2 separate regions of the Homo sapiens genome follow, and region 1 is linked to region 2. The links are chromatin loops, found by intact Hi-C in ENCODE. Cell type or tissue: gastrocnemius medialis. All regions are shown on one strand. Links, peaks and the distances in the headings refer to the core of each region. The heading gives the core; the rest is flanking DNA. Region 1 has its middle 160 kb from the start of NR5A2. Region 2 overlaps LOC124904479 (a long non-coding RNA gene).

The links. A loop is a pair of places that touch in the nucleus more often than their neighbours do. Peaks named below come from ENCODE experiments on the same cell type or tissue, not always from the same donor. Only the 100,000 strongest peaks of a DNase experiment are listed, where the experiment ranks them.
Region 1: it touches region 2 in a loop (2.8-fold over the local background); 2 of 110 quality-filtered maps call a loop at or near these places.

What each region holds. Positions count from the first base shown.
Region 1 is chr1:200,181,347-200,188,167 of GRCh38, reverse strand. No RefSeq gene overlaps it. Among named protein-coding and RNA genes, the nearest start is that of NR5A2, 160 kb to the right of the region's middle. In gastrocnemius medialis, for the core only: no CTCF peak of the experiment used is centred there; a DNase peak (open chromatin) is centred at 3,777; H3K27ac peaks cover 2,397 bases.
Region 2 is chr1:200,239,608-200,246,428 of GRCh38, reverse strand. It overlaps LOC124904479 (a long non-coding RNA gene), which reads left to right. Exons shown (of 2, transcript XR_007066782.1): 1 at 1-3,045; 2 at 3,159-4,791. Among named protein-coding and RNA genes, the nearest start is that of LINC00862, 130 kb to the left of the region's middle. In gastrocnemius medialis, for the core only: no CTCF peak of the experiment used is centred there; a DNase peak (open chromatin) is centred at 3,668; H3K4me3 peaks cover 1,290 bases; H3K27ac peaks cover 1,514 bases; H3K27me3 peaks cover 700 bases.

The DNA of each region.
Region 1 (6,821 bases), core at 1,074-6,073, 59 kb after region 2:
CACTGTGGTCTGAGAGACAGTTTGTTATAATTTCTGTTCTTTTACATTTGCTGAGGAGTGCTTTACTTCCAACTATGTGGTCAATTTTGGAATAGGTGTGGTGTGGTGCTGAAAAGAATGTATATTCTGTTGATTTGGGGTGGAGAGTTCTGTAGATGTCTATTAGGTCTGCTTGGTGCAGAGCTGATTTCAATTCCTGGATAGCCTTGTTAACTTTCTGTCTCATTGATCTGTCTAATGTTGACAGTGGGGTGTTAAAGTCTCCCATTATTATTGTGTGGGAGTCTAAGTCTCTTTGTAGGTCACTAAGGACTTGCTTTATGAATCTGGGTGCTCCTGTATTGGGTGCATATATATTTAGGATAGTTAGTTCTCCTTGTTGAATTGATCCCTTTACTATTATGTAATGGCCTTCTTTGTCTCTTTTGATCTTTGTTGGTTTAAAGTCTGTTTTATCAGAAACTAGGATTGCAACCCCTGCCTTTTTTTGTTTTCCATTTGCTTGGTATATCTTCCTGCATCCCTTTATTTTGAGCCTATTTGTGTCTTTGCACGTGAGATGGGTTTCCTGAATATAGCACACTGATGGGTCTTGACTCTTTATCCAGTTTGCCAGTCTGTGCCTTTTAATTGGAGCATTTAGCCCATTTACATTTAAGGTTAGTATTGTTATGTGTGAATTTGATCCTGTCATTATGATGTTAGCTGGTCATTTTGCTCATTAGTTGATGCAGTTTCTTCCTAGCCTTGATGGTCTTTACAATTTGGTGTGTTTTTGCAGTGGCTGGTACTGGCTGTTCCTTTCCATGTTTAGTGCTTCCTTCAAGAGCGCTTTTAGGGCAGGCCTGGTGGTAACACAATCTCTCAGCATTTGCTTGTCTGTAAAGTATTTTATTTCTCCTTCACTTATGAAGCTTAGTTTGGCTGGATATGAAATTCTGGGTTGAAAATTCTTTTCTTTAAGAATGTTGAATATTGGCCCCCACTCTCTTCTGGCTTGTTGAGTTCCTGCTGAGAGATCAGCTGTTAGTCTGATGGGCTTCCCTTTGTGGGTAACCCGACCTTTCTCTCTGGCTGCCCTTAACATTTTTTCCTTCATTTCAACTTTGGTGAATCTGACAATTATGTGTCTTGGAGTTGCTCTTCTCGAGGAGTACCTTTGTGGCGTTCTTGGTATTTCCTGAATTTGAATGTTGGCCTGCCTTGCTAGATTGGGGAAGTTCTCCTGGATAATATCCTGCAGAGTGTTTTCCAACTTGGTTCCATCCTCCCCGTCACTTTCAGGTACACCAATGAGACATAGATTTGGTCTCTTCACATAGTCCCATATTTCTTGGAGGCTTTGTTCGTTTCTTTTTATTCTTTTTTCTCTAAACTTCCCTTCTTCCTTCATTTCATTCATTTCGTCTTCCATCGCTGATACCCTTTCTTCCAGTTGATTGCATCGGTTACTGAGGCTTGTGCATTTGTCATGTAGTTTTTGTGCCATGGTTTTCAGCTCCATCAGGTCCTTTAAGGACTTCTCTGCATTGATTATTCTAGTTACCCATTCATCTAATTTTTTTTCAAAGTTTTTAACTTCTTTGCCATTGGTTTGAACTTCCTCCTTTAGCTTGGAGTAGTTTGATCTTCTGAAGCCTTCTTCTCTCAACTCATTAAAGTCATTCTCTGTCCAGCTTTGTTCCATTGCTGGTGAGGAGCTGCATTCCTTTGGAGGAGGAGAGGCGCTCTGATTTTTAGAGTTTCCGGTTTTTCTGCTCTGTTTTTTCACCATCTTTGTGGTTTTATCTACCTTTGGTCTTTGATGATGGTGACGTACAGATGGGTTTTTGGTGTGGATGTCCTTTCTGTTTGTTAGTTTTCCTTCTAACAGTCAGGACCCTCAGCTGCAGGTCTGTTGGAGTTTACTGGAGGTCCACTCCCGACCCTGTTTGCCTGGGTATCAGCAGCGGTGGCTGCAGAACAGCGTATATCGGTGAGCTGCAAATGCCGCTGCCTGATCGTTCCTCTGGAAGTTTTGTCTCAGAGGATTACCTGGCCGTGTGAGGTGTCAGTCTGCCCCTACTGGGGGGTGCCTCCCATTTAGGCTACTCGGGAGTCAGGGACCCACTTGAGGAGGCAGTCTGCCCGTTCTCAGATCTCAAGCTGCATGCTGGGAGAAGCACTACTCTCTTCAAAGCTGTCAGACAGGGACATTTAAGTCTGTAGAGGTTATTGCTGTCTTTTGTTTGTCTGTGCCCTTCCCCCAGAGGTGGAGCCTACAGAGGCAGGCAGGCCTCCTTGAGCTGTGGTGGGCTCCACCCAGTTAGAGCTTCCCAGCTGCTTTGTTTACCTACTCAAGCCTGAGCAATGGCAGACACCCCTCCCCCAGTCTTGCTGCCACCTTGCAGTTTGATCTCAGACTGCTGTGCTAGCAATGAGCAAGGCTCCGTGGGTGTAGGACCCTCCGAGCCATGTGTGGGATATAATCTCCTGGTGTGCCGTTTGTTAAGCCTGTTGGAAGAGCGCAGTATTAGGGTGGGAGTGACCCGATTTTCCAGGTGCCATCTGTCACCCCTTTCTTTGACTAGGAAAGGGAATTCCCTGACCCCTTGAGCTTCTCAGGTGAGGCAATGCCTCACCCTGCTTCGGCTCACGCACGGTGTGCTGCACCCACTGTCCTGCACCCACTGTCAGGCACTCCCCAGTGAGATGAACCTGGTACCTCAGTTGGAAATGCAGAAATCCCCCGTCTTCTGCATTGCTCATGCTGGGAGCTGTAGACTGGAGCTGTTCCTATTCGGCTATCTTGGCTCCACCCGCTCCCACCCCCGTCCCCTGCCGTGTCTTCTTTTCTCTATCTGTGGGTGGCCCTTCCTTGGCTTTTTGATTCTCACTTCTCATGTCCCAGCAGTCATCTGTTATTCAGCCTTTTATGCCTTTGTAAGCAGCATCCACATTTAAATCTTGTACCTTCTGTAAAATTATCTTTGGCTAATAACACTTCAGGCACAAATATGGCTGGATAAAGAGCCTGAATGTTAGTGTTGAAGACAAACAAGCTCCTCATTTGAGTTTCCTTTACATTAAAATGAAACAAAGCAAAAACAGAAAAGAAGCACAAAAAGCAGAAACCACTGTCATGCCACTTTTATTTTTTGCTTAGTTTAGCCAAGATGATTATTTTTAAAGATGTGAAATAAACCCATGATAATGGTGTGTTTTATTGCCTTTTCTTTTACTGGTAGGTTGAGGAAAGGCAGGTTCTTCCCCAAAATCAGATGATGAAACGAAAAGGGAGAGATGGAGTTTAACAATCCATCTCTTCTATGTTTTGTTTCCTAGATTCTGCATTAATCCATTACATGCCTGTAATCCTTGCACTTTGGGAGACTGAGGTGGGAGGATCTCTTGAGCACAGGAGGTTGAGACCAGCCTGGGCAACACAGGGAGACCCTGTCTCTACAGAAAACAAAACAAAACAAAATGTTAGCTGTGCATGGTGGTGCACACCTGTGGTCCCATCTATTCAGGGGGCAAAGGTGGGAGAATTACTTGAGCCTGGGAGGTCAAGTCTGCAGTGAGCCATGATCATGCTATTGCACTCCAGTCTGAGCAACAGAGAAAGACCTTGTCTCAAAACAAAAAAAAAAGAGAGCGAGAGATGACAGGCTTTCTCTCTCTCCCCAGGTGGTTGTGCCACTTTAAGACTTCTTTAAGGGAAGTAGAGAGGATGAGTGAGCACTGATCGGGCATTGCCCAAGGAGCTTGGCTGGAATCCAGGCCACACAATAGTTGCAGGAACATTTGACACTCAAATAACACAAGGCCCCAAGGCAAGAGCAGAGGCGAAATAAAGCCTGTTACAGCAACACTCAGGGGGAATGTAACACGTGTTTCCACACTTATTTATAGAAGCTTGTTCCACCTCTATGGCAGAGACCTTTTGGCAGTCTTAATTTACTTCTGGGGAAAATCTTTGGGACAAAATTTTTTTAAACAGCCAGTACCTTGCTAACTGCACTGATGGCAAAGTAATGTGAGCAGAAATGATCGACACAACATGTTTTCTCTTCTAACATAATTGCTTTCTATTTGTGTAGTCTGTAATAATTAATGTATAGAGAACATGGCTCAAGTGATTTTGTGATAAAATAAACAGGGAAACTACTAATCAAACCAAGGTATAAAAATTAGTATAGCTCTTATAGTTACAACATAGTCAGGGCTAATAAGTGGTGGTTATGCCAATGTTTCCCGTTGAGGTGGTATAGAAAATAAAGGTCACCACCTCAAAATTCTCATTTATGTAAGACTCATAGAATGTCTGTGTTGTCAATGCTCCCACGGCACTGAGCAGCTGACCCTTGTTTTGGATGTCTGTGGTTATAACTGTGCTTGTCTAGGCTCTTGTTAAGGTCAAGAAAATTTCTAGTTATTTGGTGTTGCAATTATTAGAAATGTATCTGTCACTATTGCTTCTTTTCTTTTTAATTTGTTATTATTATTTTTTTGAGACAGAGTCTCACTCTGTTGCCCAGGGTGGAGTGCAGTGGTGTGATCTTGGCTCACTGCAACCTCCGCCTCCTGGGTTCAAGTGATTCTCCTGCCTTAGTCTCCCAAGTGTCTGGGATTATAGGCATGTGCCACCACACCTGGCTAATTTTTGTGTTTTTAGTAGAGATGGGGTTTTGCCATGTTGGCCAGGCTGGTCTCGAACTCCTGACCTCAGGTAATCTGCCCACCTCAGCCTCCCAAAGTTCTGGGATTACAGGCATGAACCACCATGCCCAGCCTGCTTCTTTTAGGTCCTAAAGAAAATGCTCAGTTGTTGGAGTGAATGTTGACTCTACAGGACACCTTGGTGTGTGCTTTCAGGAAGACACTGTAGCTAAGTGGTTCAGGTTCCGAACTCCTGAGGTTTAGAATCAGAACTGTTTTTGAACCCTCACTCTGTCACTTTCTAACTGCAGGACTTTGAACAAGTTATGTACGTCTGTAAGTTTCAGTTTTCATAGTCACAAGAAGGGGTCGTTATGAGGATTAAATGAAATCATGTTTGCATATTAAGGTAAATGCTAAGCTTTGGAAATAAAGAGACCCCAAGATATAGTGGCTTAAATAAGAGAGCAGTTTATTTCTCTGTCACTTGAGGCTGGTCTGTGGACACTACCAGGCCATTCAGGGACCCAAGGTTACAGCTTTCTTGTTGCTCTTCAATCACTGGTCATCTTGGATTGCTGTCTGCACCTCGGGTCCAGCCAGGGAAAGGGCTAGGCGCCAACGACTAAGGAAAGTGACTCGCTTTTACCGATGGAGAAGACTGAAAAGGTATGCTTGTCACTTCAGCTCACATCCCATTGCCACAGCCCCATCTTACTCACTTGGTCGTGCCTCACTACAAAGGAAGCCGGAAAATATAGTCTTCAGCTGGGCAGCTGTGTGTCCAGGAAAAAAAGAGAGGATACATTTTGGGGAGATAACTGTCTGCCATAGCATATCGCACTCAAAACTCAGCACGTAGTGCTTAAACATAGATGCTATTATTTTCATGAAATCTCTCTAGTATGTGTTCTTTGGGTCATTTCCTCAACTAGATCATTGCCTGGAACAATTAATATTTCTCAAGTGAGAAATATTGGATATGGGATACATTGTTTTTATTCAACTAATTAATACAAATAAAATTAATAAAAATATTAAGACATTTTTATGGATGTTCTGGGTTTCTCCAGTGCAACTTTTTCTTTTCTTTTCTTTTTTTTTTTTTTTTTGAGATGGAGTCTTGCACTGTTGCCCAGGCTGGAGTGCAGTGGCGCGATCTCGGCTCACTGCAGTCTCTGCCTGCTGGGTTCGAGCAATTCTCCTGTCTCAGCCTCTCCAGTAGCTGGGACTACAGGTGCATGCCACCATGCCTGGTTAATTTTTGTATTTTTAGTATAGACGAGGTTTCACCATATTGGTCAGGCTGGTCTCAAACTCTTGACCCTAGGTAATCCACCCTCCTCAGCCTCCCAAAGTGCTAGGATTACAGGCATGAGCCACCGCGCCCAGCCCAGTGCAACTTTTTCAATTGGCTGTCTTTCATCAGATGGTGGGGTGAGCTGTGAGGAAGGGCTGGGAGGACAAGCACCAGCAATGTTCCTAGGTGACATCATCTAACCAGAGAATGTTTTTGACCCTCACACAGAGGAGGTATATGCATGTGGGAACCAGCACCTTGACCATGAGCTTCTTCCCACTACATATCAGATACTGGAGAAGCAGAGGCAAAGACAGGAATACAATTTTTCCAAAAGGTAGACACATTTTCAGAATGCTAACTCTTTCCTGTTTGTAAACATGAATTGGTCTAACATGTTTGGCAGGCTGTGATTTTTCTCATGCATCATAAATAAATACTAAAACAAGCTTCATGAATTTCTCCCTTATATACTTAGGTCTCTGGAGTTGGTTGGATTGTGCCTCTCAGTATCTCGCCATTCTAGCAGACTCTAATAGCACAAGCAAATCTTCCCTGCGGGGAGAAGTGAGCAAAGAGGACCTTCCTGAAGGTTTAGACCTGTCTGTTTTGTTGGCCCTGCTGGAATCTTAGACTGTCAGTTCTGGAGGGTCATTAAACATTACCCAGCCACTCCATGTAGGAGTCACATCCCCAACACTGTTGTCAGGTCCAGCCTCAGGTGGAGCAGTTCCTAGGAGGTCACCAGCCTCTAATATAGTTAGTTCCATTTTTGGACAGCTTTGACCATTAAGCTTTCTTTTTCCACATTGTGTCAAAATCTTCCCCTTCAAAATATTTACCTACCTTACGGGTTTCTACTCTCTGAGCCACAAAGCAC
Region 2 (6,821 bases), core at 575-5,574:
ATTTATAAATGTATTATTTACAATGTTCTGATCATGTACGTCTAACTGGAGCTGTTAGATTTTGAAATAATAAGTTGTATGTGTGTGTTTTAAAATATTGACTTCTTCTAGTAGAATGATTTATGGTTTACAAAGTGTTTTTCCATTTATATTCTTTCATTTGATTAATAACCAAGTTTTACATCTCAGGAAATGTCTTATAATTTTTTAAATGAAACTCTGGCTCAGTTTACCCAACTGACTTAGAAATATTTATATAATCAAATTATTTGATGTTACATTGTTGTTTCATAGCTGCTATTATGGATAGCTTCTAGAAAGCATAAATAAACCCTAAATTGTTATTTCTATCTTATAGGTGAATGTTATTTATGTTTTGTAGGTGAAATATAAAGTTCAGATAGAGCTTCAATCCAATTTTCTAGTACTAAAATCTCATTTCCTATTTCTAACAAGTCCCACAAATACTAATTGTGCTCTACCAACCACTTAAGCAAAATATTACAAATAATATACATATAACTTTGTAGAATCTCAGAATTCTAATCTTAGAAACTATATGTGCTTTGTATTTCTGCATAACAAGCCACCACAAAACATAGTAGTCTATAAGAAAGAAATTATTTAGTTTGCTCATGAATCTTCAGCTTGGATCTCATCTCTGCCCTATGTGGCATGGGTGGGTCAGCTGACTCGGGGCTAGAGAATCCGTTTTCAAGATGGCTCACTCTGATGGTTGGTGAGTTGGTCCTGAATGTCATCTAGGAATCAAGCCAGAGCTGGGGCCAGGGACTTTCCATGTGGGCCTATCTGTGAGGCAGCTTGCGTCTCCTCCCAGCCTGATGGCCGGATTCCAACAGAACAAAGCAAAAGTACATGGCATTTAAAGAAATCTAGCCTTAGAAGGTGCACAGCATCATTCTCACTATATTGTTCGTTGAGGTCGTCGTAAATGTCTTCTCAGGTTCAAAGAAAGGGGGCACAGACCCCAGCACTTGCAGAGAGGAGCACCAAGGTCAGAAGAGCTTCTGGAATGGGAGACGTTATGGCCATCTTTTGAAGACACAATTTGCCACAGAAACTATTTGTTCACTCCCTTCATGTTACATATATTATCTTGGATATGGCTTAATTTGAGAGAGGTAAAAGTAAATGGAAAAAAACAAACGTGATTCTAATAATTCAACTATAGTTATTCTTTAAAACTATATGCTTTAAGTTTTATTTCAAAGAAAAGGGCATAAAGATAGGTCATTTTAAATAAGTTTTGAGTATAAAAACACTTTGAAATCTATTATGTTAGATACAAAGGCAATAAAGACTATGAATTTTTAAAAAATCATAATAATTGTTTAATCCACATCTACTTCACCATCCTTTGGAAAATCAGTTAAGTTCTGATGAAAATTTCTGTTTCTGAAAATTTTAACTATTTGGTCATTTGTTACTGTTGTTTATTGTTATATTAGAAACTCATAGTGGTTTTTTTTTTGTTGTGACAATTGTGCTTGATGTTTGCTAAGACTCAAGATTGCTGCACTGTAGAATTACAGATGCAGAACCCTTAAGGGTTTTTTCATTCATTCAATGAACATTTATTGTGCTTCTATGATGTACTGTTCTAGGCACTTCAAAAGTTATCCTGAGAGTAGTGCACAATACATGCAATAATACACATATACACATGTATATTTTATTTACCAGACGTAACAGAGAATACTCTTCCAGTAATCTTCTCTGTGCTCTTTTTCTTTTGAACTATCGAACACGGTTTTTTGCTTAATTTGTAATCATGAAAAAATTAGGAGATAAACGCAATCTTTAGAAACTATTGGAAAAGTTGTCTTGCTCTTGACACGTAATTAATCCATAAGTGGAACTAAGAATCTTTGGTATAATTTGTTCAATACAACATAGAGATCTCTCTCAAAAATAACTTATTTATCTGTCTATTAATGTATCTTAAAAATATATTGTCATAGATCCTTATTTGCCTATATAATGACTTTACATAATTAAATTTTCAGTAGATTTTTGTCTAGTGACCAATTTTGATCAATAACCATTTGTTGAAACAATTCACTGTAGCAGGCATCTTTGCATGCACTGTCTCGTTTAATCCTTAGATGAAATCTATGATGGGATATTAGTATCCCCATTTCATAGATTAGTCTATCTGGTTCTCAACGTTTCCCCCTTTCCTACAGGCTTTTCCTTACCTGTTTCGTGCCACCTAAGATAAAGAAGGAAAGGGTGACGATTGTGGTACTTGTTAGAACCAAATGTTATCTAAATCATGGTACCCAGAGTTATATCAATCATAGATTTCACCTATACATAAACTTTCTCCCCTTCATTTCGACTTTTCATTGAGATCTGGCAGGACACCAAACACAAGAGGTATCATTATGTTTCCAGCATGAACAAGAATCTGAGATCAAGTTGTTATGATACAGGTTGAGCATTCTGAATCAGAAAACCTGAAATTCAAAATCCTCCAAAATCCGAAACTTTTTGAGCACTGACCTGATGCTGCAACTAGGAAATTTCACACCTGACCTTATGTGACAGGTTGCAATCAAAACTTTGTTTTATGCACAAAAGTATTAAAAATATTGTATAAAATTACCTTCAGGCTATCTGTATAAAGTGTATGTGAAATATAAATGAATTTTGTGTTTAGACTTGGGTCCCATCCCCAAGATATCTCATTATGTATATGAAATATTCCAAAATCCAAAAGAATCCGAAATCCTACAACACCTCTTGTCCCAAATATTTCACATAAGGGATACTCAACTTGGACATCATCTAGTTTCTATGTTTTCTGTAGTGAGGTAAAATTGCATTTATTAAATCATTTTTAAATGATGTAGTAAAAAAAAAAAAAAAAGAAGTCAGAAATATAATTGTATCTCAAGCGATCCCAGCTCCATCATGCCTCATCTGTGTTTCACCAAGCAGCAGCAACAGCAGTGGGTTCGAAGAGCTCCAGAAGTGCAAATTTAGCATTTCGCAGATGTTCCAATAAAGCCAAACTGGCTGGTAAGTGAGTCAGGGCAGATTTTTAAGCCCTTTCTTTGCTCTGCAGGGCGCCAACTGTGCTTGTGTAATCTTTATACAAAGTAATGTTGATCTGTTTCGTTCTCTTTTTGCAGTGGCATTTTTCACTTGAATGATTCTGCTTCGTGCAACATCAGGATAAGCACGCGGAGGCTTCTTTGCATTAGAAAGTAAACATACGTATGCACAATTGCACACCACACAGTGGTTCGTGCGGGTGGAGGAGATTGTGCTTTTAAGGAATAATCTCTCCTCTTCAGAAAACTAACCGCTTTATATGTTTATCGGGCAGATTTTCTTTGGTGGTGTTTTAATGGCTTGTTTGTCAGACATGTTGCATATTAAACAAGCAAAGCCTGGCTTCTCTTAGGATCCAAGGTCCTCTTTATTCTCTCCTCCATATTGGAAATCATTCCTGTCAGCTCGTGCTCTCCAAGCTGCCTGGAAGAACTTTGGCATAGTTTTCCTAACCTTTCAAACAGTAAAAGCAAAACTCTCCTTTGATAAAAAAGCCGGAGGACTTTGGCATGTAGCCATAAAGGATGCAGGCGACTCGGCTGCGATCTGACAGAATAATCCACAAAACACTGAAAAGTTCTCGTTAAGGTCCCCAGAGTGGGCTGAGGCACTTTGCTTGTACTTAACATATATCAACTGTCACCCGGCGGCAGTCAGTGTTGAACTGAACACAATGGAACATCCAGATGGTCTAAACAAAGCGAACAAATGTTCACTGCTATTAAAAGCTGTTTACATCAACTTCCAGGATTTCATGTAGTGAAGTTTATATTGTGTCACTACTGAGGTGCTTAGCTCTGTCTGCATTGAAGAGCGGCCTTTTAAAAACTCCTGTTGCTTATATGCTCATGCTCTCAGCACCTAGTGGAAAGTGAAGTTGAATAGTAAGTTAGGAAATTGCATAATGTCAACTAGTCATGCAATTTCAGACATTTTAAGTGATTTGCCCCCATTCTGTTATATTGGTCATCTATTGCAGCCTCAGCTCCAGACCCAATAAACACAAAGCAGACCCTCTTCTCTGATGGGGGTGTGTCATGGATGGATGGATGGGTGGGTGACCGCTATCTGCTTCTGCAGACAGGGCCTCTGAGTCTCGTTGGCTCCTCACTGGGGATGTTTACGCAGTAATGGTTTTGTTTTCTTCCTCTAAGATGCTGCGATATCAGATCCTGTCTTATTGGGGATTAATATACATGAGCGATAAACCCACACTTTTTCTGTCTTCTTCCTTTGACCTCTTTATGGCATCTCTTTTACAAATTCCAGACACACTGCCTACATTGTTAAAGATTTGTTGTTGCCATTAATAACAATACTCATATAAAAGGTGTCCAGCTTATTTATGGTTAAAGAAGAATCTACAAAAACTGTCCCTCTTTATTAATCACTACCAATTCCTCTTGGCATAACATAGCTAAACGAATAAGTAAATACTAAAAGAATACTATTTATTAATTTGCTCTACAAATCATAGTATAACAAAATAGACCCTCATACATGCAAGCTCATTAATTAAAATAATTATTTTCTATATAAACATCATTTTAACTCAATTTTATGTTACATTTGTGTTAAATTTTACACACCCCCAAAATAATCGTATATCATTTGTTGTCATTTTTGTTGTTACCATACTTTTTTATTACCATGAAGACTTTTTAAAGAGACGTGATCTCATAAATGATTAAACTCAAACGTTTAAGAAAATATGATTTGTTGGCCTTATTTTCACCAGAAATGAACTTTTGTTTTAAGATCAAGATGGATATTGAATAATGTCATATGCCATGATACACAGCTGAATTTTACTGATGATATGTATGTCCTCAAAGAAAGATTGATGTGGGCTCCTTATGAGCTCAGTAAAAGTGGATTGATCTCTATTGCATGGGGAAACTTCTGTCTTCACAGTTGTTCTGGTAAATGGGATCATTTCAATACATTTGGTAAGGAACGGGTTTGGATCTGTATTTTTTTATAGGGTTATAGGCCTCCTTCCTTGCATAATCACATGAGATTCAAAGTTTCAGATCCCTTGCTTCAGTTTAGAGAAAAATATATTGTCTATAAAAAGCCAAACTAGTATAGTAGACGGCGCGTACACAATGATACTAATACACAAGGAACAGCACAGCCCTCTCTAGAGAGCTTTTAAGAGTTGGGAACTTTTCACTGACAATAATTTTGTTAAATACTGTGTCAAGAGGCAACATGAAAGCTATGAAAACATCATGTGCACCTCTATAATTTGGATTAGGGAGATACTTGTATTGGTTGTTGGTATGTGTGGTATTTTTCACAAATGTCTCAGAGCAATTGGATAGGATTTTGGAAATATGGACCGTACAGATGTGAAAATAAAAAGTAACAAAACAAGAGCTTCAGCTTTTGCCGGGGGTCAAGCACTATGCCCACTTCAGACGAGCCATTCCAAGCCTGTCTGTCAGTCCCAGCGCAAGCTGCTCCATTTCCTGTTTATGCCTGTGCAGAGTTCCACATCCGGGCGAGCTTGCCTTCAGCGGCAGGTTTTTCCGCACGCCCCAGGAGAGCTCTTCCTTAAAATGGCTCATTATTTATCATCTAAGTAAGCCATTGGAATTTTGTTAATTCCTGTTTTACTTAGCACATGCAAAATGCTATCATTATCTAGGAGAAGATAATGTTAACTTAAAATTGTTACCCAGAGTACTAATTAAGTGACCTTTGCAAAACAAATCTGGTCAGGGAGTCTATGAAGTAGAGAAGACAGATGCCAAGTTTATTGCCTTCCAGGCCCTTGGGTATATAACCTAGGGTTAACAGCAATTAAAACCTGGCTAGTTATTTGAAGAAATGCTAGCACTTTATCTTTACTCAATTGCTTAAAATGTAGAAATCTCTTTGGCTTTGGCCAAATATTGAATTAGCTGAAATTTACCCGGCATCCTCCTCGTTCATCTCGTCTCTTTCTAACTCATAGGTATCCAGGTTCTTCGTTATTTCTGTCCCATCTACACGTGGAGAGATTAAGATAAACTAGTTCACACTCCAGTGTAAATGATGCTTGGCTTAATAGCCTTTCCTAGGGATATTTGTATTTTAAAAGAAGACAAAAGTCTAAGCTAAGAAAATAAAATTCTCAAATTTTAGGCGTTAGTTTGCTTGGTAGGAGAGGTATTTCTGAGGGTAAGCAGAAACTTCTTAGCACCCCTGTATATCAGTCCCCCCGTAGATCAGCCCCTGAAATTGATCCTTAAAGCCAGGTCTACATTGTATTGCCTTCCATTCATTAGATGGTATGGCACACTTAAAAAAAATTCAAATTTAGAATTTAGTACATGTTTATGTAGTGAGAAGCTACAAACTTGAGGTTTCTGTTTTTTCCCCCCCTGAAAATCTTCTGATGACCTCATTTCTTATTTATTTATTTATTTTATTGTTTTAGAGATGAGGTCTCCCTATGCTGCCCAGGCTAACTTGAACTCCTGGCCTCAAGCAGTCCTCCTGCGCAGCTGGGACTTCCAGAGGGCACCACCTCACCTGGCTCATTTCTTAATTCTATCTCAAAAGAAGGAGTCCCTTGTTTGCCATTTTTTTAACTTATTCTTTCTAAAACATACTACTTCTTTTCAAACATTTTTTTGAATTACATAATATCATTTTTATCAATGTTACATTTTCTTTTAAATTTTATTGACTCTTTAAAAAGTACCACAATAAGTTGAATTATCACCCCAGTTTCCAATTTTTCCCTTTTC